Linked DNA regions of Homo sapiens: all the other regions are linked to region 3. The links are chromatin loops, found by intact Hi-C in ENCODE. Cell type or tissue: PC-3. All regions are shown on one strand.

Region 1 (5,000 bases), 140 kb before region 3:
AAAGAATATTTAAAACATGTTATTAAAATTATTTGAGGACTGATTTCTGGAATAGTGAAGAGCTATGAACCTGGTCCCCAGGAAAAAAAAATAACTCGTGAAAATTATTTACAAATAAGCAAACAATTTAAAGTCTCTGGATATTTTCCAAAGGACATTCCTCAAATAAAATAAAATCTACTAAATTCTGATAGAAGCAATGCAAACCTGTGGCATTGGCACCACAACCCACATCTCCCTCAGAATGGCAAAGCATATCTGTGGTTCCTAATGAACAACACAGAGGTTTGACCCAAGAAGAGAAAAAGGGAGTGAAAACAGAGAGCATCATGTATCTTCCCAAGGAAGCAGAATTTATTTAGAATGAAAAAGTTTAGGAAAGTGTAGACCGAAGAGCACAGTCAGAATAAGCCATAAACGTTGGCCTTTGATTCCTGAAAATCAGTCCTATTCTGATTGGACTATATTGGGGAGATATTCCAGCCCCAGAGTATTGTCAAAAATAATAGTGCAATCAGATAGGAATTAGTAGAGGGTAACAACTGGGTGTGATACTTGGAGTGTCAGATAGCTTACCAGAGAAATCATTGAAAGAGACAGTCAAAGAGAGTCTGACTAAAGCAGTTACTGCATCGCCCAGAGAATATGCACATTCCCAAGGCTGAATCATTTGAAGATCAATATTAGATTGTTGTACAATACGGGGGGGAAATAGACTTCAATAAAGTAGTCAAACCAAGTTAGTAAAAACTATAAACAAGAACATAACAAATATAATCTCCAGTATAGAGCAGGGAATCAGTATGCAGATTTGCTAAAATATATAATTTTTTAAAACTCTAGGTTTTAACAAAAAATTACACGGTCTACAAAGAGGTAATAAAGTATGATCATGCACATGTTAAAAACAATGAAAACAAAACAATGACAAAAACAGGCAGATGCTGGGTTAGCAGACAAATCTTCAAAGTATCTATTCTAAATGTGTTCAAAGAACTAAAAGAAATATTTAACAACATACAGTACAGTAAGATGGCAATGCCTCATAAAATAGAAAACATCAATAAGGAGATAAAAATTATTGTAAGAAACCAAAAATAAATCTTGGAATTGAAAAGTACAGATGTTGAAACGAAATGTTCTCTAGGGAATCTCAACAGATTTGAAGTAAAATAATCATTGTACAATGTAATATGTATAAAATTGTAGCACAAAAAAGAGGGGTAGAAAGGGAATAGAGATATATAGTGTAATGTTTCTGTATCTCACTGGAGTTAAATTGACTATGGAGGTGAAGTAGTTTAAAATAAGATGTATATTTTGAGCTCTAGATTGAACATTAAGAAAATTTTAAAAAGTAAACATATTGTTAAAGTAATTGAAATATTGCACCAAAAAGTATTTACTTAATGAAAATTAAAGAAGCGAAAAAGAACACAAGACCCAAAAAAGCATACAGAAAACACAAAAATAAAATGGAAGACATAAATCTAACTATATAAACAATGACATCAAAAGTAAATAAATGAAACAATCTAATCAAAAAGCAGTCATTGCTAGACAGAATTTTCTAAAATCCTACTTTATATTGTCTATAGGAGACACACTTTAGACTCAAAGATTCAAATAGGTGGAAAATATGAGGATGGAAATGATAGCAACCACAAGAATGCTAGAGGAACCATATTAGTAATAAACTATAGACTATAAAAAGTTTTTTTTTAATTACCGCAGATAAAGATGAAAACTTTCTAATGATAAGAGGGGCACTCCATCACAAAGATATAAGAGTTACAAACACATATTCACCCAACAGCAAGACACCAAAATACATGAAGAAAAAAATGGACAAATTAAGAGATAGAGAATGCAACCATATCTGCAGGCTGCAGTGTCCACTTTCAACAGTAGATGGAACAAGTAGAAAGATCAATAAAGACATAGAAGACTTGAACAACAGCATAAACCAACCAGATCTAGATCTAGATCTAAGAGAGACCTACAGAATAACCTATCCAATACAGCACTATATACTTTCTTTTCAAATGCAAATGGTACGTATTCAAGGATCATATTGTAGGCCATAAAACTAGCCTCAATAAGTTTAAAATATGTGAAATCACACAAAGTTTCTCTGACCAAAATAGAACTAAATAAAAAACGAACAACAGAGCAAAACTGAGAAAATTTACAAATATTTGGACATTAAACAACACACTCTTTAACAATCAATGGACCAAAGAGAATTTACAAGGGAAATTCAATCATATTTTGAGATAAAATGGAAACACAATATAATAAAACTTATACGATACAGTGAAACCCATGCTTAGAATGAAATTTATATCTGTAAGTATATATATTTTAAAAAATAATAATCACAAATCTGTAACCTAACTTAAACCTAAAGACACTGATACATTTTAAAAAAGGAAAAAACTAAACTTAAAGCCAACACATGGTAGGAAATAATGATTATAGATGAAATTAATGGAAGAGATAACAATAGAGAAAACCAAAAAATCAAAAGGTGTGCTGTAGTCTGAATGTGTCCCTCCAAATTCACTTGTTGAAACCTAACCCCTAAGGTGATGGTAGGTATTAAGAGCTGGGTTGTTTGGAAGGTTATTAGGTCATGAGGTCTCTGATCTCACGAACTAGATTAGTGCTCTTATAAAACAGGCTGGAGGGAACCTGTTTTGCCCCTTGCACCATCTGAGGACACAACAAAAAGGCATTGTTTCTGAATCATAAAGTGAGTCTTCACCAGATGTCATATTTGTCGGTGCCTTAATCTTGGACTTCACAGCTTCCAGAACTGTGACCAACACATTTTTATTTTACAAAACCTTCCCTTTGCTGATTAAAAAAGGAAGAACACTCAAATTACTGACTCAGAAATAATAAAAGAAGGGACTTTATGACTGGCTATCCAGAAATGCAAAAAGATTTTAAATGAATACTACGAACTACCAAATGCCTACAAATTACATCACTGATTTTTTTTTTTTTTTTTTTTTTTTTTTTTGAGACGGAGTCTCATTCTATTGCCCAGACTGGAGTGCAGTGGCGAGGTCTCGGCTCACCACAAGCTCCGCCTCCCGGGTTCATGCCATTCTCCTGCCTCAGCCTCCCGAGTAGCTGGGACTACAGGGGCCCGCCACCACGCCCGGCTAATTTTTTGTTTTTTTTAGTAGAGACGAGGTTTCACCGTGGTAGCCAGGATGGTCTCAATCTCCTGACCTCGTGATCCACCCACCTCAGCCTCCCAAAGTACTGGGATTACGGGCGTGAGCCACCACGCCCGGCCTACATCACTTTTGATAAAATAGAAAATTACCTAGAAAGACACAAACTACTGAAACTGACTCAATAAGAAACAGGAAATTTGAGAAGACTTATGTGTTTATTTTATATTGCTGCTGCAAAAAAAATACCAAAAATTCAGTGACTTAAATCAACATAAATGTATTGTTTTACATTTCTGTAGGTCAGAAAACTGTCACAGTTCTCAAAAGAATAAAATCAAGATATTACCAGGGCTTACTTTCATTTTGTTAGGTCTTGTTTAAAATTCATTTCTGTAACCTTCCCAGAATCTAGATGCTAGCCACAATCCTTTGCTTATGGCCCCTTTCTCCATTTTCAAAGCCAGAAACTTTACGTTTTTCTATATCTTTCTTCCAGAATGACATCTCTCTAAGATCAGAGCGGAGAAAAGTTCTCCACTTTTAAGGATCCGTGTGGTTAGATTGCAATCACCAAAATTATCTAGAATAATCTCCCTTTATCAAGGCTCTTAAATTAATTATATTTGCAGAGTCTTTTGCCATATAAATTAACATATCAACAGTTTCTGTTATTAGGAGGTGAACATTTTTGCAGAATGATCATTCTGTCTACCACAATCTATAATGAGTAAAGAGATTAAAATAGAAAAGTATAAATGTCTCACAAAATAAATTTCTGGCTCAGATGCCTTACTTCATAAATTATGACAAATATTTAAGAAAAAATTAATACCAATTCTCCCCAACAATTTTTTAAAAATAGAATAGAATATATTACATCCCAACCCATTCTATGTATTGCTGGCATGTGAAAGCTAAACCGAAATATTACGAGTAAGTAAAACTATAAAGTAATATCTTTAATGAATATAGACAAAAAAATTTCACTTAATACTAGCAGACTACATCCATCAACATATAAAAAGTACTATACACTATGCTAAACCGAAATATTACGAGTAAGTAAAACTATAAAGTAATATCTTTAATGAATATAGACAAAAAAATTTCACTTAATACTAGCAGACTACATCCATCAACATATAAAAAGTACTATACACTACGATCAAGTGTGATTCATCTCAGAAATCTAATGATAGTTTAACAACTGAATAAAGAACACAAAGCACATGACCATCTTAATAGATGAAGCAAAAAACATTTGACAAAATCTAACACTCTTTAATGATTAAAAATATTCAACAAATAGGAATAGAGAGAACTTTCTCATACTGAAGAAGGACAACAATGGAAAACTAAGAGAATCCTCTTACTTAAAGGTGAAAGACTAAATGTTTTCCCCTAAGATAAGGAATGAGACAAGGACGTTTTCTCTTACCATTCCCATTTGACATTGTACTCAAAGTTCTAGACAAGGTAGTTTGGCAAGGAAAAAATAAAGTCTTGGAATAAGAAATTTTTAAGTATCTCTATTTGAAGATGACATAATTTTGCAGATGGAAAATTCTAAGGAATTCATTTCCTAATTAAATTATTTTCTGTAGTAGTAATTTAGTGGTGATTATTACTAAAAGTGATAATTAAGACCATCGAGGTTGCAGAGTCTAAGATCGACATCCACAATTCAATTGTATTACTATGCATTAGTGATTCACAAACCAAAAATTAAACCAAGTGATTAATTACATTTACAATAACACCCCAAAAAACAAAATACTAAAGAATAAATTTAACAAAATAAGTGAAAGT
Region 2 (5,000 bases), 670 kb after region 3:
GTAAACTGAAGATCTAAAGAATATCGAAGCAGAAAGGGCCTAGCTTTTGAAAGAAAGCTTCGAATCTGCAGTACAGATATGTTCCAGGTCAAAAAAAAAAAAATGTTAAACAGTGAGGAAGTCTCTTGGATCCAGGGTTATTGAAGACGTTAAGTGACTTTGTAGAGTTTTTCTCCTGAGGTAATTTAAAAAAAACAGGTGAGTCTACATATTGTACTTTTCATGAGATTCTGAAGCAGTGGTCTTCAAAGTCTAGTTTCTATAAGTAGAACTTTGGAAATTTGTGAAAATTGTAGATTCTTGTATCCTACCCTAAAGATTATGATACAACATGCTCAAATTCTAACACCAACATACCCCATGCTCAGGAGGGGTGAAGGAGTATCAAGCCTTTGTAGGAATTTAGCCAAGTGAAAGGATTCAATTAAAATATCTACAGTATTATAAAGGATGTAGCTAAGGAAAATGCAAGATCGTTTGCACTATTCATAGAGTGGAATAAGAAACCTTAAGCCTTATTTTGAGTAATTTATTAAAATAAGTTATAAAAGTATGTTTCATATATATGTATACATGTACTTACATATACAAATATATAAACTTATTTCATCTTTATGCTGACCTTAGATGTTATTATTATTCCCACTTATTATGTGGAAATAATGAAGCTGAAAGAAATAATTTGCTCTAGATCATTGAGGGCAGCGTCAAAATTCTAACTCAGGAATATCTGGTTACAAATTCTGTGTTCAACATCACTCACCTACTTTTATTACCAATAACGTTGTAGGACTTGTTATGCATAGAGAATGTGCTATCAGAGAAAAGAAGGAGATTCATAAAATGTTTTAAAAACTTGATCAACAACAGACCCTAAAAGAAGCCAAGATCTTCAAGGGTAATATCAGGGAAAATGTTTTACATCTTGGGGCTGCTTCTGGAGTCAGATCACCACCTGGAAGGATGTTAGGTCTACCTCAGAATGACGATTCTTTTGTTCTCACAACACGGAAGTGGGAATCTTTGCAGTATACAATACATTTTGTAACTTCCCATTGTTTCATGTTTACATTAATAATTATAAGTATATAAGCAACATTTCATCATCAGTTTGAACCCATTTAAGAAATATAATCTGATTAACTGTATTGGCAAATTTTGATACTAAATAGATAAAATCAGAGGCAGAAATGAATACAGATATTTTAACTATGAAAGTTTAAAATATTTTAATTTAAAGTGAGATTACTTTAGAACAATATCATGATAAATGTAAGCATGAAATTTTTTTTTTTTTTTGAGACAGAGTCTCGCCCTGTCACCCAGGCTGGAGTGCAATGGCACGATCTCGGGTCACTACAACCTCCGTCTCCCGGGTTCAAGCAATTCTCCCTTCTGCCTCAGACTCCTGAGTAGCTGGGATTACAGGCCACCATGCCTGGCTAATTTTTGTGTTTTTTAGTCGAGATGGGGTTTCTCCATGTTGGTCATGCTGGTCTTGAACTCCTGACCTTGTGATCGCTCACCTTGGCCTCCAAAAGTGCTAAGATTACAGGCATGAGCCACCGCACCCAACCATGAAATTTTTAAAAGTCACTGTAGCTTTTATGCTTACTATTCTATTGGTATCTATCTACTGATGATATGCTCAGAAACAACTTGAATTTAGGTATATTATAAAGTGACAAGCTATAAAACGAAATTTTAGTGCCTATGATCTGAATTTCTTTTTTTTTTTTTTCTTTTTTTGAGACGGAGTCTTGCTCTGTTGCCCAGGCTGGAGTGCAGTGGCGCAATCTTGGCTCACTGCAAGCTCGGCCTCCTGGGTTCACACCATTCTCCTGCCTCAGCCTCCCAAGTAGCTGGGACCCCAGGCGCCCGCAACCACGCCAAGCTAATTTTTTGTATTTTTAGTAGAGACCGGCTTTCACCATGTTAGCCAGGATGGTCTCGATCTCCTGACCGCATGATCCACCTGCCTCGGCCTCCCAAAGTGCTGGGATTACAGGTGTGAGCCACCGTGCCCAGCCTGAATTTCTTTCAAAAGGTTTTGAAAAGTAGAATGTTGTAGTTAATAAACTCAGACAAATATTTTTGGTGACCATGTCTTTTAATTGAAGCATCTTATAAAGAGTTTGGGACTACTTTAAGGAGATTCTAGGCCAGGTGTGGTGCTCATACCTGTTATCCCAGCACTTTGGGAGGTTGAGGAGGGTGGATCACCTGAGGTCAGGAGTTCGAGACCAGCCTGGCCAACATGGCACAACCCATCTCCACTGAAAATACAAAAATTAGCCAGATATTTTGACACAGGCCTGTAATCCCAGCTACTTGGGAGGCTGAGGCAGGAGAATCACTTGAACCCGGGAGGTGGGGGTTGCAATGAGCAAAGATCATGCCACTGCACTCCAGCCTGGGCTGGAGAGCAACTCTCCGTCTCAAATAAATAAATAAATAAATAAATAAAGATTCTCATCCCCAAATAGAAATTATAACAAATGTGTTTTGAACTAAATCATGACTTTGTTAAATTCAAAGCATACATCTTAGGCAGTGGTGGTATGTTTGTACAAAATGTTATATGTATGTGTGTGTGTATATGTGTGTGTATATATGTGTATATATGTGTGTGTGTGTGTGTGTATGTATACATATATATGTTTTTTCACGATAGAGGGCTAACCTTATGTATTTTCAGATCTCATTGATATATTTCAGCTAATGTTTCCACCTTACAAACCTTGACTAACATGCTTCTTCAGTTTTTGTTTTATAAAACAAATTCAAAGTTCAGAGATATCAAAGAAGTTGACTATGTCAATGCTAATTTTTTTTCCTTGTAATGATAAGGTATCTTGTCCTTCAAGAAAAGCTCCTGTCATTATAAGGGCTTTATTAAATCTAATTCCTAGCTTATCATATATTGCTTTTTAGAGAAGATTTTAAAACGTATTTAGTTTTGTTTGCAACTATTTTACGTAGGATTCTTTATGATCCTGACTCCTCACATGCACTTACATTAAGCCATTGATGTCAGCAACAGAACTGATAAAACGCAGCCCATAATTTGTTTTGTGAGTTATTGTAATCAATACTCCCTCTGCTGGTTTAACAGCAAAAAAGCCCCAAGGACAGCTTTTATTACCAGATGTTTATAGAATGATTTTGCTATTAGAGAAGCATTAAAAACAAAGTCAGAAGTCAAGGCAAGTTAATTTATTAGCTTTATTTGTATAGCTATTCCATTTTAATTCATACTATTAATCTAAGTAGGAAAAACAGATACTGGAGTCAATTACTTTTACTAAGATAATTTCATAAAACCATTATACTTTGGTGGTAGTTTTTTCTATCCTTTCATTTTGATTGTATTATTTTTCATAAAATTTGGAAATTTTTTCTCCTGTAAACCCAACAACTGAATAAACAATGCAGTCTAACATTAAATGTGATGCAGATTCGTAACCATCTTCTTTTCCTCTCTTTCTCTGCAGGAACTCCATCTGCACTGTGTATATTGAAGTGCTTCCACCAAATAATCAAAGCCCTCCTCGCTTCCCACAGCTGATGTATAGCCTTGAAATTAGTGAAGCCATGAGGGTTGGTGCTGTTTTATTAAATCTACAGGTATGTTCCTTGGTGTGTGTGTGTGTGTGTGTGTATAAATTCTAAAGTGACAAGCTTGGCATTTAATGAGTTTATATTTGTGTATGGAGGGAGAAACCTCACATGCTTGCCTCCACTCTAGTGAATGAAAATTCCATCTGGAAAGGAAAGCAAGGGTAATATGGATGGAGGGTTTCCACAGCTAATCTATTCTATTGATCGCCACAATTGAAGAACTAACGTTTGGCAGGCAGGGATTAGCTGCAATCATTACAGGAGAGAATGAAGGGATTGGAAACACATACTTGAATATTTTATACTTTGGATCCAAAGAGTCTGCAGCTGACTATTATTTTCTGTCTTGTATGCCTTTTGTCCAGCTGGATTTATTTTTGATGCAGTCTTGTGTAGGGGAATTAACTTTGTACTCAAAGGCTGATGGTAGGCATTCTAATTCTGAGACAAACCCCACTTCATTTTATGGCCATAGGCAAATCTTGTAATTGCTGTGGTTTTTATTCCTTTAGAAGAAGGGGGTAGTTTTAGCTGATATTTTTATTTGTAGCTAGAGATTCATGAGCATATGTGTTACTTGCAAGATGATAGCTTGGTGTTCACTGTTTATATATTTCTGACCAAAGTATCTTTGGCCAGGAAAAGCTCTATCTTTGACTGAATATGCAGCTTCAAGTTGGGCTAAATACGGTGTTGATATATTTTCACTTTGCTATGCCAATCATAAGAATCATAAGATGACGTACTATTTTCTATATGAATGTTCAGAGAACAGAGTTTATCTTCTGGTGTTATGTGGTAATTGCAGAAGTTGCTGATATGAGAATTCATGAAGCTGGCCTTAAAGCCTAGGGGAGATTTTAACATGACTAACCCAGGAAAATCCCAGCATCAATCTTTACCATCAGCTGACGTGACATAAGGCACAGCTACATCTCGCTTAAATCCCATTCGAATATTAACACCCTGTCACTTAAATTCGGATGATATAAAAGTGAAGATTTCATAGAATGTTTGTATTGAAAATGATGCAAAAATAACACATCAATCTTATTTTTGAGATGTGGAAAGCTAACCCCATAGAAAGTAACTGCTGCTTAAAATCAGTTGATTGAGTTTTCATCACTTCTAAAACAGGGCTATTTCTGTTATATCCTACTGATTACTGATAGCTGCTGAAATTTTCTTGGCATTACCAAGTACTACTTTGTGTCTCTACTCTAATATTTATTCTGTTGCTTTTCTCCAGGTACTTAGAGAAAGTTTGCTTTAATTGATCATTTAATATTGAAACAAAATTATATGAAGGTAGAGATATTAGTAATATGGAAATTTGGAGGATTTTCATGAAATAATTAAAAGAAAGGGAATAAAACCTA
Region 3 (5,000 bases):
AGTCCCAGCTACTCCGGAGGCTGAGGCAGGAGAATGGCGTGAACCCAGGAGGCGGAGCTTGCAGTGAGCCCAGACAGCGCCGCTGCACTCCCGCCTGGGCGAAAGAGCAAGACTCCATCTCAAAAAAAAAAAAGAAAATTTTTTTGACAGCTTATTTTGTTTATTACCACTTTTTAATATGTTTCATAATTAGTACTTCAAGAGCTATATAACTATCCTTAAAATTATGTAATGAAATTTATATATCCATTTTTCTATAGTTGATAGATTTAATGATTCATTTTTAAACTGTATTATGTGACTTTTAAAATTTTTTAATAAAATTCTAATCATCAATGTTTAAATGTTTTAAATGTTAATGTTTTCAATGTTCAAAATCTTTCTAAAGCACCTAATACAATCTCTTTCCGTCGTAAAGTAAACTAAACCTAATTTCATGTATCTATGATTGACAGCTATGATTTAAAGAGCAACTCCTGTGTATCAGACTTTGTGGTAGACAGTTTACATTTCCTCTCTCATGTAACAGACCACTCTGTATGAGCAGTGTGTCTAGTCCACATGCACCTCTGTGAATTTTAGAGAAAGCATCTTTAGACAAATGAATAGTGGATAGCATGGTGTTGCCTTTGTGGAAAGAAAAAAAACGGTGCCTCTTCCTCAGACCCACCCCTAAGCCAGAGCACAAAGGCTCACAAGCTTTTGTCATTTGGTTACATGGCACTTTATCCCACTCCTCCCCAGCCACCTTAACTCAAGACCTTGATTAAGGGTGGTAAAATGCAAGTTCAGAAAGTTAAGCGTCTTAAACCAGGATTCTACAAATATATTAAAATTAGAAACTATCTGTCAAAAAATAGGTATTTTGTTAAAGAAAATATACATATACATGCAATGAAACATAGATGATAATTTAAACCTATATGTGTTTATAGAAGTGAATGTTCACGATATATTTTAAGAGAAAAAAGGAAGTTAAATGTCATATTCAGAGTAGGATTCAAGTGGACTTTACAATGCAGGGGAGGTGACAGAATATTATGCAACACTTTTTTCAAAGAAAATATCATCTCTAGTAGTAAATATTACAGTGACTCCATTTTGCTTACTGTGTTTTCAAACTGGTTAAAACTTAACCTTTATTCATCCCGAAGTAAATATTGCATTTTCACATTTCATTAAATATGTTGTTCTGAAAACTAGATATTGTAATTTACTTTTGAAAATGAAAATCAGCTGTTGTCATTGACAAGTGTTCAATTAGTAATAATTGAATTGCTCTGAGAAGATGAGGAAGGGATAAAATTTTCTGTTTTCTAGCTATATTTCTGATGTGTCATCAGAGTTATCATTGAACATTACCACGAATGAGGCTGAATTGTCATTAGAAAAATAACTACACTTAATAATTCTTATGGTTACTGAAACAATCTTAAAATACCAGCTGCTCTATTCAACAAATATCAATATATGGATTGCTCCACAGGTGAGACATTTAGTGAAATGAACAGAAAAACTTCTCACACAAAATATGCTCATTATTTAAACATGTATCAATAAAGTTATCTTTATTAACACATCAATTTTAAAATCTAAAAATATCAGTTCTAACAAGTGTATAATGTATTCACTTATTACAAGTCCTCATTGACTCCCACTGATCTGTGGTTTTAAGGAAGCAAGTAATTTAGTTTGTTTCAGTGGTACATAAAATAAAAACAAATGGGTTCCACTTGAGGCTCAAGGGGTTCATCTATAATTATCTGATTTACTTCTACACGTGTTAATGTTTAAAATGTATAACACATTTGGCTTGCCTCAGATTATTTCCATATTCTTAAAGATTTTTCCCTCCCTCTGGAAAACTGAGCCTGCAAGATAAGTCCATTTTGTTTTAAATGAGATGTTATTTTCTGCAAATGCTTGTGCATAAATACGGCAACATTTCTGGAGGCATGGTTTTCTTTTTCTTCTTAGAGTTAATGTATCATCCTAGTAAATAATCCACATGGTTCATTAAGAAAACATGTGTTCTGGGGCTTTTGTCTGTGATAGTCTTCACCTGTCATTTTCAACCAGCCTCAGCCTATCTGCTCTGTCACAATCACTACTAAAATATGTTCCTAAATTGCTTGTTTCTAGATCCTTCCTTCTCATATGCTCAGGTGAACACATGGGTGAAATTTAATATGGAATTGAAATATGTACTATGCAAGATAGATTCCTTAAGAAATGTTTCTCTGATTTATATGACATAATTGTATTTTACTAGTTTACCTGTCCATCTGTAAAACTTTGTTTTGGAGATTTCATATATTACAATGTTTAAGAAATATGCTATAATGTTTTGTATAGTATATTTCTTCGTGATAACCTTATATACTACCAGTCACACGTGTTTGTAAAAATCTAAAGAGTACTTTTGGCTCCTACAGAATGTGTGAAGTTGTGAAATTGTTTTTTTGTTTTGTTTTGTTTTGTTTTTATGCCCCAAAGATGTGGAGGGCTTCATATAAGAGGGTAGATTTAATGAGAGAGAGAGGGAGAGACAGAGAGAATGATAAAAGAAGCTTAAGAGATTATTTTATCTTGTCAACGACATTGTTATTGAATGTAAGCTGCTAAACTTCTTAGATAAAGTAAAACAGTAAAAACAAACACACAAAACAGAACAGAGAATCATCAGACAGGCTGACGAACACAGTACAATAAAGCAGCCAGTACCGATGATCAGTGGACATCAATTTGTCTTTTGGGCTGTAGCACCTGCTACTAATTGGTGCAAAGCGCTCACCAGTCAGTGCGTGGTTTAGCGCACTCAGCTGTCTCCTGTATGTGCTGCGAGAAGCAAGATAGCTAATTGCTGTTGCTTCAGTGCCAGTGAAATCAACGTGCTGAGCTAATAGCGACAGATAGAGGGCAGACAGATTCCTGCTAGCAGCTTAGTGTTAGTTGCTTGTGGTAACTAAGGCAGGTGGCATACATCTCAGAACGTGGAGAATGATGGTATGCTTTCTGAGTTAACATGTTGAACTGTTTTGCTTTTCTAAAAATTTTCCTAGTAACATTTTCTTGATGATATGAGAGTGGATATCAATGCCTCACAGAAACAAGAGGTGGAACATGTGAATGAATCGTCTTGGAACTAGATTATGAGCACTGGTTCTTTTTAAAGGGATGTGCAAGAGGCAGCCTTGGCAAGAAAACTTGCTGCATAATCTTACATGGACTAAAGATGAAACTTTAAACCGCAAGTAAGTTCTTCCCCCGCCCTTCTCTTATTTTTTTCAAATTTAAGGCAGCAGTGAACCACAGAGAAAGTTAAGATGTTCTTTCAGTACAATGATCTCTGTCATGATGCTACTTTCTGTCATGCTTGTTGAAAGAATAGAGTAGTAATGATTGCAAGTGATTATTTGCTGGAAGAGTGAACACAACTGCCTGTCCTTTCATTCTTCCTGATTACTGTCTGGTATTGTAATTTTGTTTAGATGACAATGTAATCTTTACAAAGACACAAGCTTTTGAATTATAACTCTGGTTTGTTATTTAAAAGAATTTTTAGTCCTCAACCACTTCTTCTACTTCCTCCAACCTGAAAAAATACAGAAAAATGGCATCAGAATTGACTTTTTGTTTTTCTGTGTGCAAATATTGATGATTTGTTTTATGAGTGGTTGTTGCTGGAGGTTATAGTTGGCAGTTGAGTTAAAGTAGCTAATTCTGCCTCACAATGAACAGTATTTTTTGTCTTTTGTGAGTATACTGATATTTTTACTGTGGATGTTTTAGTTTATTAGAATATTTACTTCCTTTGTGCGTATCTGGAAGCATTAACCATTTAGAATTTGAATCTAGGTCAACTGTATCCTTCTAATACAGAATTAATGCTAGATAGTATTAACAGCTTTCCCACTTTGTGATGTGGCCTTTACTTTAAAAAATATACTTTGGTAGCTATAGAGTGGGTGGGCCCTGAATAACAAGTTTCAGGTTCAGTGTGTTGATACTCTGTGTCTCTAGTACACACAGATGGCCATCGATTTGATGGACTTGTAGCACGTATGCAGAAAGCCATTGTTAACTAGAGTATAATATGATGGCCTCCTGTAAGGTTAACTCCAAGTCATACTCATTTGCTTTCACAAAAGAGCCAATTGTCAAATCTAGTAACCAAATACTTAAGTTATTATGTTGCTTAACATTAGAGAAACAAATAATCTGTAAAAGAGGCATATTTTGAGCGCAAAATGCTTGCTGTGGTTTGCACAGCAGGTATGAAGCTTTGTTGTATATGCTCATGTGAACTGTTTTTTTGTTTTCTTTTCACAGAAAATTGGTTTTACTATTAGTTTCTTTAGTTTGCTTAAGTTGTGGCTAAGTGTGAATGAGTGAATGTATCTGTACATGTGTGTCTTCAAGTTTCAGCAACTTGATCCCCTTGACTGTGGACTCATTCTCCTATGAAATAAAAGTGCCATTTAATGGGTGCCCAATTCCACTGAGTGGCGACCTCCTAACCCCTCAGCTGTTGCAATTATGTGCTGAGCAGGAAATGTGAATCCCTACAACTTTGCCCCCCAAATTACCCTTAAACATAATCATTAAGTGACCTGAACAGGTCAGAGTTTGTGCTACCTAAGTGTCAGCAACTTCTCTGGAAAATTATGGCATGAAGTTTTGAATATTATTCACAAAAAGATTTAAATAAAACATTTCATTTTCTAGGAAATGTTTAAAAATATGGTATACCCACTGATAATATTTGATAAGTATCTGAACTATAGTTTTAAAAAACACTAATAATTATGCTTTAAAAAAACCCAGTGAAAAATAAATGTCCATTACAACTTTGCTCTTAATTTGTTCACATTTAAATTTTGCATGGTATGTGTTGTATCTTTTTATTATACAACTTTCACAGCAGATAGGCAGACATAAATTGTTTTTATGCCACTTGCAAAAATTCTCCAGTATTTGGTTCATAGCTTATGTTTGAA
Region 4 (5,000 bases), 390 kb after region 3:
GATATCAAAAAGCTATCCAAAGTTTGTTAATATTTGTGATAATATTATTTCAAAAGACAAATAATGTTAATATACATTCTCCCATTCTATATTTGATTAATAATCGGGTGAAATAATTTTATTACATCAAGCATTTTTTCCTGTTTTGCTAGTGCTATGAAATAGTAAACATTGTTAAATATCTCTATATCATTGAAAAGAAAATTATTATTATTCTGTCACAGCAGAAACAGCAGAATTTGCAATTCAGCACCCAAGACTATGTGAAAGGGTCAGATAATTATTTCTTTTAATCTCTTAAATAACTTCTTTTCTCTTGGTTTTCTATTCTATCACTCCCCATTTCGTCATTTATGCTAGACTAAGATCTCAGACCTCTTCTGTGAGAGAAAAGTCCCAGTATTTAAAAAAAATTCCAATTTGGATAAATGCAAATCAGTATACAAATTCCTAAAGTAGATCGACGTAAGTGTAAACTGAAATGTAATTCTTTAATAGCAGCATTGGCGAATAACACTAAAAAATTTTGGTTGCTGGATGAGGTAGCTCACATCTGTAATCCCAGCACCTTGGGAGACTAAGGTGCGTGGATCACTTGAGCCCAGGAATTCCAGACCAGCCTGGGAAACATGGTGAAACCCCATCTCTACAAAAACATATTAATGGGAGAAAATTTTTGCAGTCTCCCATCTGCCAAAGGCTTAACATGCAGAAGTCACAAGGAGCTTAAACAAATTTACAAGAAAAAAACAACCCCATCAAAAAGTGGGCAAAGGATATGAACAGACACTTCTCAAAAGATGACATCTACATGGCCAACAAACATGAAAAAATGCTCAACATCAGGGATCATTAGAGAAGTGCAAATCAAGACCACAGTGAGATACCATCTCATGCCAGTCAGAATAGCGACTATTAAAAAGTCAGAAACAATAGGTGCCTGTGAGACTGTAGAGAAATAGGCACACTTTTACACTGCTGCTAGGAATGTAAATTAGTTCAGCCATTGTGGAAGACAGTATGGTGATTCATCAAGGATCTAGAACCAGAAATACCATTTGACCCAACAATATCATTACTAGGTATATACCCAAAGGAATATAAATCATTCTACTATAAAGACAAATGCACATGTATGTTTATTGCAGCACTATTTACAATAGCAAAGTCATGGAACAAACCCAAATGTCTATCAGTGATAGACTGGCTAATGAAAATGTGGTACATATACACCAAGGAATACTACACAGCCATAAAAAAGAATGAGATCATGTCCTTTGCAGGGACATGGATGAAGCTCGAAGATATCATGCCCAACAAACTAACACAGGAACAGAAAACCAAACACTGCATGTTCTCACTCATAAGTGGGGGTTGAACAATGAGAACACGTGGACACAGGGATGGGAACAACACACATCAGGGCCTTTTGGGGGGTGGGGAGCTAGGAGAGGCAACTTAAAGGACGGGTCAATAGGTGCAGCAAACCACCATGGCACACGTATACTTCTGTAACAAACCTGCACGTTTTGCACATGTATCCCAGAACTTAAAGTAAAAATTTTAAAAATTTTATGTGTATATATATATTTAGCTTGGCATGGTGGCATGTGCCTGTAGTCCCAGCTACTCTGGAGGCTGAGGTGGGAGAATCACCTGCGCCAGGGAGGTCAATGCTGTAGTGAGCTGTGATCACACTACTGCACTCCAGCCTGGGCATCCAAGTGAGAACCTGTCTTTAAAAAATAAAAAAGTCGATTTTTTAAAAAATATTATACCTATTCACCTCCTTAAATTCACTTTATATTTTCAGTTGTCATTGGAAATACCATTTGGATCAAATGATTTGTATGGGAAAATCACATGTAGATAAATTGTCTTTTACCCAATCGAGATCATACAACATTTCCCATTTTATTTCTCATTTTGTCATTTTTGTTTATGTCAATAAAGTCACCTTTCTACCATTTCTAATATTTTCATTGTTTGTCTGTCACACTAAATTTACCTTTATATCATCCCTAGTGGCCAATATAATATGTGGTATATAGATTGTAATAATACATTTTATAATCTTTGAATTTTTTTGATTATGTTCAACTATTTTCTTTTCACATATATCACATCTGTGAATATTATTTAAAATAATTTTGCATAAATACTTAACTATTTTCTAAATTACTTTCAAATAATCCCATTGCTAAAATTTGAGAATCTCCTGCCTTCTTGACAACATGGAATATTTATTTTCTTCTTTCTACCTTTTTTTCTTCTCTTGTTACTTACTTTAGTACTTCTCTCTTTTTATTACCTCCTTCTCTGTCTGATTTTTTTAAACTATTGACTATTTTTAAAAATTTCTTCAATTTTTCTTGGAACATCCATATTTTTTAATTGATCTTGAAACTTTTGTTTCATAGTAATACTAACCTTTGTAATTAGTGTGACAAAAATGTATTGCACAGTTTGAACCCCTTTTGTGGATAAAGACCTTATCAATAATTAAGCTGTGACAATAGGAAAAAAACAAACATATTACCACAATTTAAACATATACCACAATGTACTTTCTTATCATATTTTGAATTTTTTCATAAATACTTTAGAGGTATAGATTTTAAATATTTCTATGTGAAATATGAAACATTTTAAACATTTCTATGTGAAATGGTATTTCTGGTTGAATATTTTTCCTTTATGTAACTTGATATCACATTTCACGTTTTACCACATCAATTGATGCAAATACTTACCAATTTTTTTTCTAATACGTTCCTGGTTTTATGTTGTTCATTTAAATGAAATAAAATTCTATTTTTAATCTGCTTTTAAAATAAGAACTCTAGTATGATTTTAATTCTTTTTCTTCAAGTGCCAGCCTAAATCTTATATCATGGTATTAAAGAACATTCAGACAACCTGGCTCTACTACTTACTATTGCTGTTGCTTTCAGCAAGTGACATAAACTCTCTGGGCTTCGTTTTCTCATGTGTTATATAATGCTGATAATGGCATGTATCTAAAATTATAAATTTAAAATTTTTAACTTGTAAGTCTTTGTAAGATTGTAAAGAGACTTAAATCAGTTAATATTTTCATATAGCCTGACGTATAGTAAAAAGTTGACAACTGTGTTTTAAATAAAGTATCAAGTATTCACTGACTGAAAATTCTAACTTTATCAAAAATTTAATTTCAAAATAAATGTAATATATTCTTCCATATTTGTATACCTACTTCTGTTCTGTAGCCCAATATTATGTTTGTCATTCATTATAGGAGAACTCTGTCTTAATAACTTTCTTTTTATAGAGTTACCTGGTGATTATTCACATTTATTCCGTCATGTAAACATGCCAGGTCCAAAACCCTCCAAAAATGTTTGATTGGAATTATGTTAATTTTGTAGATTAATGTTAAGTTTGTAGATTCGAGTAAATGAACACGTTTGTAATATTCAATCTTCTCATTCAAGATAATGATATGTCTTTCATTTGATTCAAGTCTTCAGTTTTTGGCCTTCTAGGACATGTTATTGTTTCTTCTTATATCTCCTATGAGTACATGGTTTCAAATTAGTTCATGTCACTATTATAAATAGGATCATTCTTCAATTTTCTTTTGTAGTGTTTTATTTGTGTAAATTTAAGGGGTACAAGTGTTGTTTTGTCATATGTATATATTGTGTAGTAGTGAGAGGCTGAGAGATTGCTTTATGGGTACAACGTACACTATTTGGGTAATGATTTGGGTGATGATTACCAAATGTCCAGTGTAATCATCACCCAAATAGTGTACATTGTACCCATTAAGCAGTCTCTCATCCAGTACCCTCCTCCCACCCTCCCATTCTTCTAAGTCTCCAATGTCTATTATTGCAATTGTAGGCCATTATCGTATGTGAAATAACTCAGAAACAGAAAGTCTAATACCGCATGTTCTCACTTATAAGTGGGAGCTGAATAATGTATACAGACAGACATAGACTATGGAATAATTTCTCATTTTTTTAAATGATGAAATATAAGAAAGTTAAACATTTTTTAATATTTATTGGTCAGCTGGCTGAATTATGAAACTTACATTGATTCCCAAAAAGGCTTTTTTAAAAAGCTGATTACTTCAATTTCTGAAATAGAAAATCTCTTCATGTAGAAATATGATCAATAGATCTCTTACTTTTTATCATATTTATACTTGTTTCATTTGTTCACCTAGAGAATGAGCTAGCACTAAGGTTTTGAAATAGTAGTGTACATAAAATCACCTTGGTAGACTGTTGATTATATAGTTTCCTGAATATTGTTGTCAGAGGTGGAGATGCAGGAAGTGACCCCAGGAATCTGAAATTTTAAACAGCAACTCAGATGACCTTTGATCAAGTGGTTCCTGGACTTCACTTTGAGAAATAGTGCCTTCAGATTCACAAACCAACAATCACAAAGAGCTGTAATAGATAGCCAACCATGTATTATTATCATTAAATTGGAAGGCCCTTCGTTACTTGTCTATTAAAAAATTTTGCTATTCGTTGAGAGAGAGAGAGATGCTATATTGTATACAGACCATTCATTTATTTAACAAACAACTAGAATACAATACTATGGGCCAGGAAATTTGCTAGACTTTAAGTTTCCTGCTAAACATATGTTCATGCTCCCTTCTTTCGTGGAATACAAAGTTCAGTAAGCAAGTAGGTAGGCCATGGCCAGGTCTGCCTTTCTTAGTCTCTCCTGTGTGCATCAACAGGCTGTGTAGCCTTGCACACATGCAATATGATAGCACAAGTGTTGCCTGGTCCTTATCATCTAGCTTGTACATAAACAATGTAATGGCCAGGCGTGGTGGCTCATGCCTTTAATCCCAGCTACTCAGGAGGCTGAGGCAGGAGAATCCCTTGAACCAGGGAAGCGGAGATTGCAGTGAGCCGGGGTCACGCCACTGCCCTCCACCCTGGCTACAGAGCGAGACTCTGTCGCAAAAAAAGAAACAACAGCAA
Region 5 (5,000 bases), 800 kb after region 3:
TTGATATCCTTTTCTGGGTTTGGGAAGTTCTTCATTATTATTCCTTTTAATAAACTTTCTACCCTTATCTCTTTGTCTGTCTCCTCTTTAATGCCAATAACACTTACATTTGCCCTTTTGAGGCCATTTTCTAGATCTTGTAGTCATGTTTCATTGATTTTGTTCTTTTTTTTCTCTTGCCTCCTCTGACTGTGTATTTTGAAATGGGCTGTCTTCAAGCTCACTAATTCTTTCTTCTGCTTGGTCAATTCTGCTATTAAAAAACTGATGCATTCTTCAGGGTGTCAGTTGCATTTTTCAACTCCAGAATTTCTTCTTGATTTTTAAAATTATTTCAATCTCTTTGTTAAATGTATCTGATAGAATTCTAAATTTCTTCTCTGTGTTATCTTGAATTTTTTGAGTTTTCTCAAAACAACTATTTTGAATTCTCTGTCTGAAAGATCACTCTCTCTGTTTCCCCAGGATTGGTTTCTGGTGGCTTGTTTAGTTCATTTGGTGACTTCATGTTTTCCTGGATGATATTGATGCTTGTGGATGTTTGTCTGTGTCTGGGCATTTAAGCGTTGGGTATTTATTGTATTCTTCACAGTCTGGACTTCTTCGTATTTGTTATTTGGAAAGCTTTTCAGGTATTTGAAAGGATGTAGGTGTTGCTAAAGCTGTATCTGCTTTAGGAGGCACCACAAGCCCAGTAACACTGTGGTTCTTGGCAGACTCTTACTACCTTAATGGTCTTGGATAAGATCCAGAAGAATTCCCTTAATTACCAGGCAGAAACTCCTGTTCTTTTCCCTTGCTCTCTCCCAGACAGAGTGTCTCTGTTTGGAGCCACCTGGAGCTGGGGTTGGGGTGACACAAGCACCCCTGTGGACCCCACTGCTGGGACTGCAGTGGGTCAGACCTAAACCCAGCACAGCACTGGGTCTTGTCCAAGACCTGCTGTAACCACCCTGGCTACCACTTAAGTTTGTTCAAGGCCATGGGTCTCTATAATCAGCAGGTGGCAAAGCCAGCCAGACCTGTGTCTTTCCCTTCAGGGTGGCAAAAATCTCCCAGGCCCTGAACAGGTTCAAAGTTACCGTCTGGAAGTCAAAACCTTAGAATTCTACCTTGTGTTCTTGTGTACTGTGGCTGAGCAGGCACTCAACCTATGAGAAACAGTCCTTCTCCACAAGCAGAGGAGCCTTACCCTGTGCCACTATCAAAGACCCTTGGGGAGTACTGCCAGGCTACCACCAATGTTCACTTATGGCCCATGGCCTCTTAAATCAGCTTGTGGTGAATATGCCTAGCCTGGCAGTAAAAATATCAAATATTTTCTTTAGCTGCAGATGTAGCCTTTTATGACTTTTTATGCAGAAGCATAAAAGAAGGGAAATAAGTCAGTAAAGACAAGGAGACAATACAGAAATTGAGAGAGAAAAAAACCCAGCAGAATGCTAATAATATGAGAAATATGAGAAACAGCAACTTGGACAGCAAATAGAAAGTGTCTAGTAGTGGAAAACAGAACTGGTAAGAGGCAAACAATCAACCATACACCCACGTAAAAGTAGGTATCGGCTCCATAAACCTCAAGGCATTATAGAGCAGCCATATAGCTCAACAAGGATAATGCTAATGCTAGACCATAAGACAGAAACAACTAAAGTCATTCCGCCCATTGGCTTATACTGTCTGTGTCTCCTCATAGAGCCTGAATTAGCTTTAGTATGGTAAGGACTGGCATTTGCTATATACATATCTTTTTTTTTTTTTTTTTTTTTGAGACTGAGTATCACTCTGTCACCCAGGCTGGAGTGCAATGGCGCGATCTCGGCTCACTGCAACATCCGCCTCCTGGGTTCAAGGAATTCTCCCTTCCTCAGCCTCTCGAGTAGCTGGGATTACAGGTGCCCGCCACCATGCCAGGCTTATTGTTGTATTTTTAGTAGAGACACAGTTTCGCCATGTTGGCCAGGCTGGTCTCGAACTCCTGACCTTGGGTGATCCGCCCACCTCAGCCTCCCAAAGTGTTGGAATTACAGATGCGAGCCACCGTGCCCAGCCTACACGTTATTTTTAAAAAGATGATCAAGTTCCAACTAGTTAGAACTTTCTACTTATCTTCTAAATAAAAACTGTTCTATAGGTTTTTGCCTGTGATTCCAGAAAATCAAAAATTTTATCATCTTTTTCTCTTTATTTTTATTTTTTTTGTGTGTGTAGAACTTCAACTTGTCATTACATTTACAAACTTACCAGCAAGTTCTTATCTTCCTAGCATGATCATTAAAAAGATTCCTTACATCTTCTTGGTAGTCTGCTAAAGGAGAAAAGGTTTCTGTGATTATTACAGACTCTAATGTAGCAAATAAATAAATAAAACATAGTTTTCTCCTGTTAGCTACCTACACCTTCAGGTATAATTTTATTTGCTTGACACATGGAAACAAATTGCAGGCTTTATGAGTATAACCATTTTTTAAAGTTTTCCTTAAGAAAAAAACCATAAGGTTTTTCAAGTTGTAAATCATAACATTCAGAATACTCTTTTGAAGCATTAAAACTATTTTTTGTTGAGACCAATAAAAATTTTTACCAAAAGAAACAAATATTATGGGTTTTAGTGATACAATTCTTAACTACAGAGGAGGAAATATTTCTTTTTGCTAATACTACCCTCTAGTGGAATAATGGGCAAGAGAAAAGAGCATGGTTTTGGAGTGCTGAGCGAGTCCTTAATTTACTGCACAAGAGAACATTTGCACAGAAGCCGATTTATATACATTTTTGTTCAGATGTCCCTGAGCATAAATACAGTGAACTATTGATTATGCTTGTTGGAATTGCATTTCAATACATTTCTCCTCTTGAAATAATGCATTGTGGAAAAACTATATGCAACTAGCTGCTTTTGTAACCACAATGAAAGATTATAACCCCAAAGTATGTACAACGTGCCATAAAAAGAAATACTACTACAATAACTACATTAATTTATTCTTCATCCTGTCAATAGAAAATAAAGGGGGAAGAGAACCAATCTTTTCATAGGCTTCAGTCATTTACAGTCTTAGGTGTGTGTCTAATCAGTTTGTGAATCACTGTACATTCAAGTTAGAAGGTGAATCCAATGAATACTTCCCAAGCAAATAAAAAGTTCATCATATTCAACACTGTGAACAGCTGTGTTGACATAATTGGAAAAGTATATACATTTTTTTTGTTTCTGAAGAATCAAATTTTCCAAAAAGTACCTTGTGACATTAAGGTTTTAAATTTCCCCTGAGAATAAAATAAAGAATAAAATTTTTAAGAACATAATGAGCTCATTGGAAACTCATGCATGGAAACATTGCAGTGTTGGGCTCCTTCCTTTCGAACCTTCAGAAGTTACAATTTAGGGGTGCTAAAGGATTTCCACACCCTTAGTTACCACATCCACTTATTAAGTTAATTGGCACTCTTGGAAAGGGCACGAAAATGTGTGAATGCTAATGTTTTATATATTTACTCCCTGCATGGAGCCTCAAGATCAATACCCTTCACAGTCCTCATTATAGAGAACTAAAACTTCTCGGTTCATTTACTTGTTCAGATTCTAAAGTCCATAATTTATTGTAAAAATATTTTTCATAGAAGAGATGGTGAATACTGTATTTCAAAACAGAAGAAATGATATTTTTTATTTTTCAGTTTTGTGTACAGTTCAAGTTCTCCTATTAGAATATGCAGGTTTATTCATATTGACTACTCAGAACTCAACTCTATGGCGAATATAAAAGGAAGCATTGTTTGATAGTAAGAAATAATTATTCTGACTTCTTTGCAAAAAGAGAAGTTTGAGATCTGTTAATTTATGTGTTTCCAGCTTAATACTGTACAGGAAAATTGTTGTGTCTAAGCAAATATCAAAGAATATGTAGAATTTTTTAAATTTTGTTTTTACTAGCAAGTGAGAAAAAGGGGACTTGGAGGAGAAGAGCAGATAATTAACAAATTTAGGTTTCAGTTCAAATATGTTTGACCCACACTACCCAAAACACGGTAGGGTAAGGATTATTAAAATATTATAAATAAATAAATCTGCCATATGAATAAGCATTATTTATTGACAAAAGATTATATACAATTATCTCTAAAAGATAAAATGATTCAGAAAAATATGGTCTTCCTTTCAGGGGACTTGATTTATTATTTTGGCCCTGATAAGTAGATTAATTTAGTCAAAGTTACTAGCCTTTCTGCAGATTAGTATTTTTACTAGCCTAATGGCAGTTAAGTGACACAAAGACAGGGACATCTTTTTCTTGAGTCACAACAGTATCTTCAGTGCCTCGCACTGAAGTGCTAAATATCTGATGAAAGTGGGAAATACCTGATAACTATTTATTTAATGAACTTGACAATGCATGAATAACAATGCATATATAGCGCCAAATTGGAAAAATAAGATACATATAAGTTGCTCTGAAAAAAATTCAGTAAATTAACATTGTTTTCTGTGTATAAATATATCTAATCTTAAGTGTCATTATTTTAGTGCGCTGCAGAGAAAATCTCCTTTTATCATGTAAAATGGCAACAAAGGATATTTCACAGTTTGTATCTGAAATGTTCTAGTCAGTATTATGCTAAGTATATAAAATAATTTACATTGCTATAAAAACATATAAAGAGCATTTAAAAAAAATCTTTTACGCCTGCTTCACAGAATGTAGCTTTTAAAGAAACTTGTTCTTATTTTCAAATGTTAAAATTTTACCTCTTACCATTAGAAGTTAGAAAAAAATTCCAGGGTCACTTCAGTCTCCAAAAGGCATGTTTTTGAGGGTGAAAGACTTTATTCCAGTGGAACGGCCTTCAGTTGATATCCACACATTAATATTGTATGAGAACTCTGGCAGTTTCCTCTGAGGTGCCAGTCTGAAATGAGAGTAATGGAATTGAGAGGATGGAAGGCTGACAGTGGTAAATAAGTTGTGTGATATGAAGACTGGGAGTCAATCTAGTAA

What was found. Peaks named below come from ENCODE experiments on the same cell type or tissue, not always from the same donor. Only the 100,000 strongest peaks of a DNase experiment are listed, where the experiment ranks them.
Region 1: it touches region 3 in a loop (6-fold over the local background); 2 of 110 quality-filtered maps call a loop at or near these places.
Region 2: a loop joins it to region 3, with 5 times the contacts of the local background. A loop is called at or near these places in 2 of 110 quality-filtered maps.
Region 4: a loop joins it to region 3, with 4 times the contacts of the local background. A loop is called at or near these places in 2 of 110 quality-filtered maps.
Region 5: a loop joins it to region 3, with 4 times the contacts of the local background. A loop is called at or near these places in 2 of 110 quality-filtered maps.

The regions. Positions count from the first base shown.
Region 1 is chr10:54,937,523-54,942,522 of GRCh38, reverse strand. It overlaps a transcript of PCDH15 not described here. Among named protein-coding and RNA genes, the nearest start is that of PCDH15, 140 kb to the right of the region's middle. In PC-3, a CTCF peak has its summit at 1,916 (motif pointing right); no DNase peak of the experiment used is centred here.
Region 2 is chr10:54,131,502-54,136,501 of GRCh38, reverse strand. PCDH15 (protocadherin related 15) reads left to right here. Exons shown (of 38, transcript NM_001384140.1): 15 at 3,495-3,627. Among named protein-coding and RNA genes, the nearest start is that of MIR548F1, 470 kb to the left of the region's middle. In PC-3, CTCF peaks have their summits at 2,896 and 3,101; no DNase peak of the experiment used is centred here.
Region 3 is chr10:54,799,179-54,804,178 of GRCh38, reverse strand. It overlaps PCDH15 (protocadherin related 15), which reads left to right and starts at 2,948. Exons shown (of 38, transcript NM_001384140.1): 1 at 2,948-3,254. In PC-3, a CTCF peak has its summit at 2,918; a DNase peak (open chromatin) is centred at 2,898; H3K4me3 peaks cover 482 bases.
Region 4 is chr10:54,412,721-54,417,720 of GRCh38, reverse strand. All of the region lies in intron 3 of PCDH15 (protocadherin related 15), which reads left to right. Among named protein-coding and RNA genes, the nearest start is that of MIR548F1, 190 kb to the left of the region's middle. In PC-3, a CTCF peak has its summit at 2,020; no DNase peak of the experiment used is centred here.
Region 5 is chr10:53,995,822-54,000,821 of GRCh38, reverse strand. All of the region lies in intron 20 of PCDH15 (protocadherin related 15), which reads left to right. Among named protein-coding and RNA genes, the nearest start is that of MIR548F1, 610 kb to the left of the region's middle. In PC-3, CTCF peaks have their summits at 2,667 (motif pointing left) and 2,668 (motif pointing left); no DNase peak of the experiment used is centred here.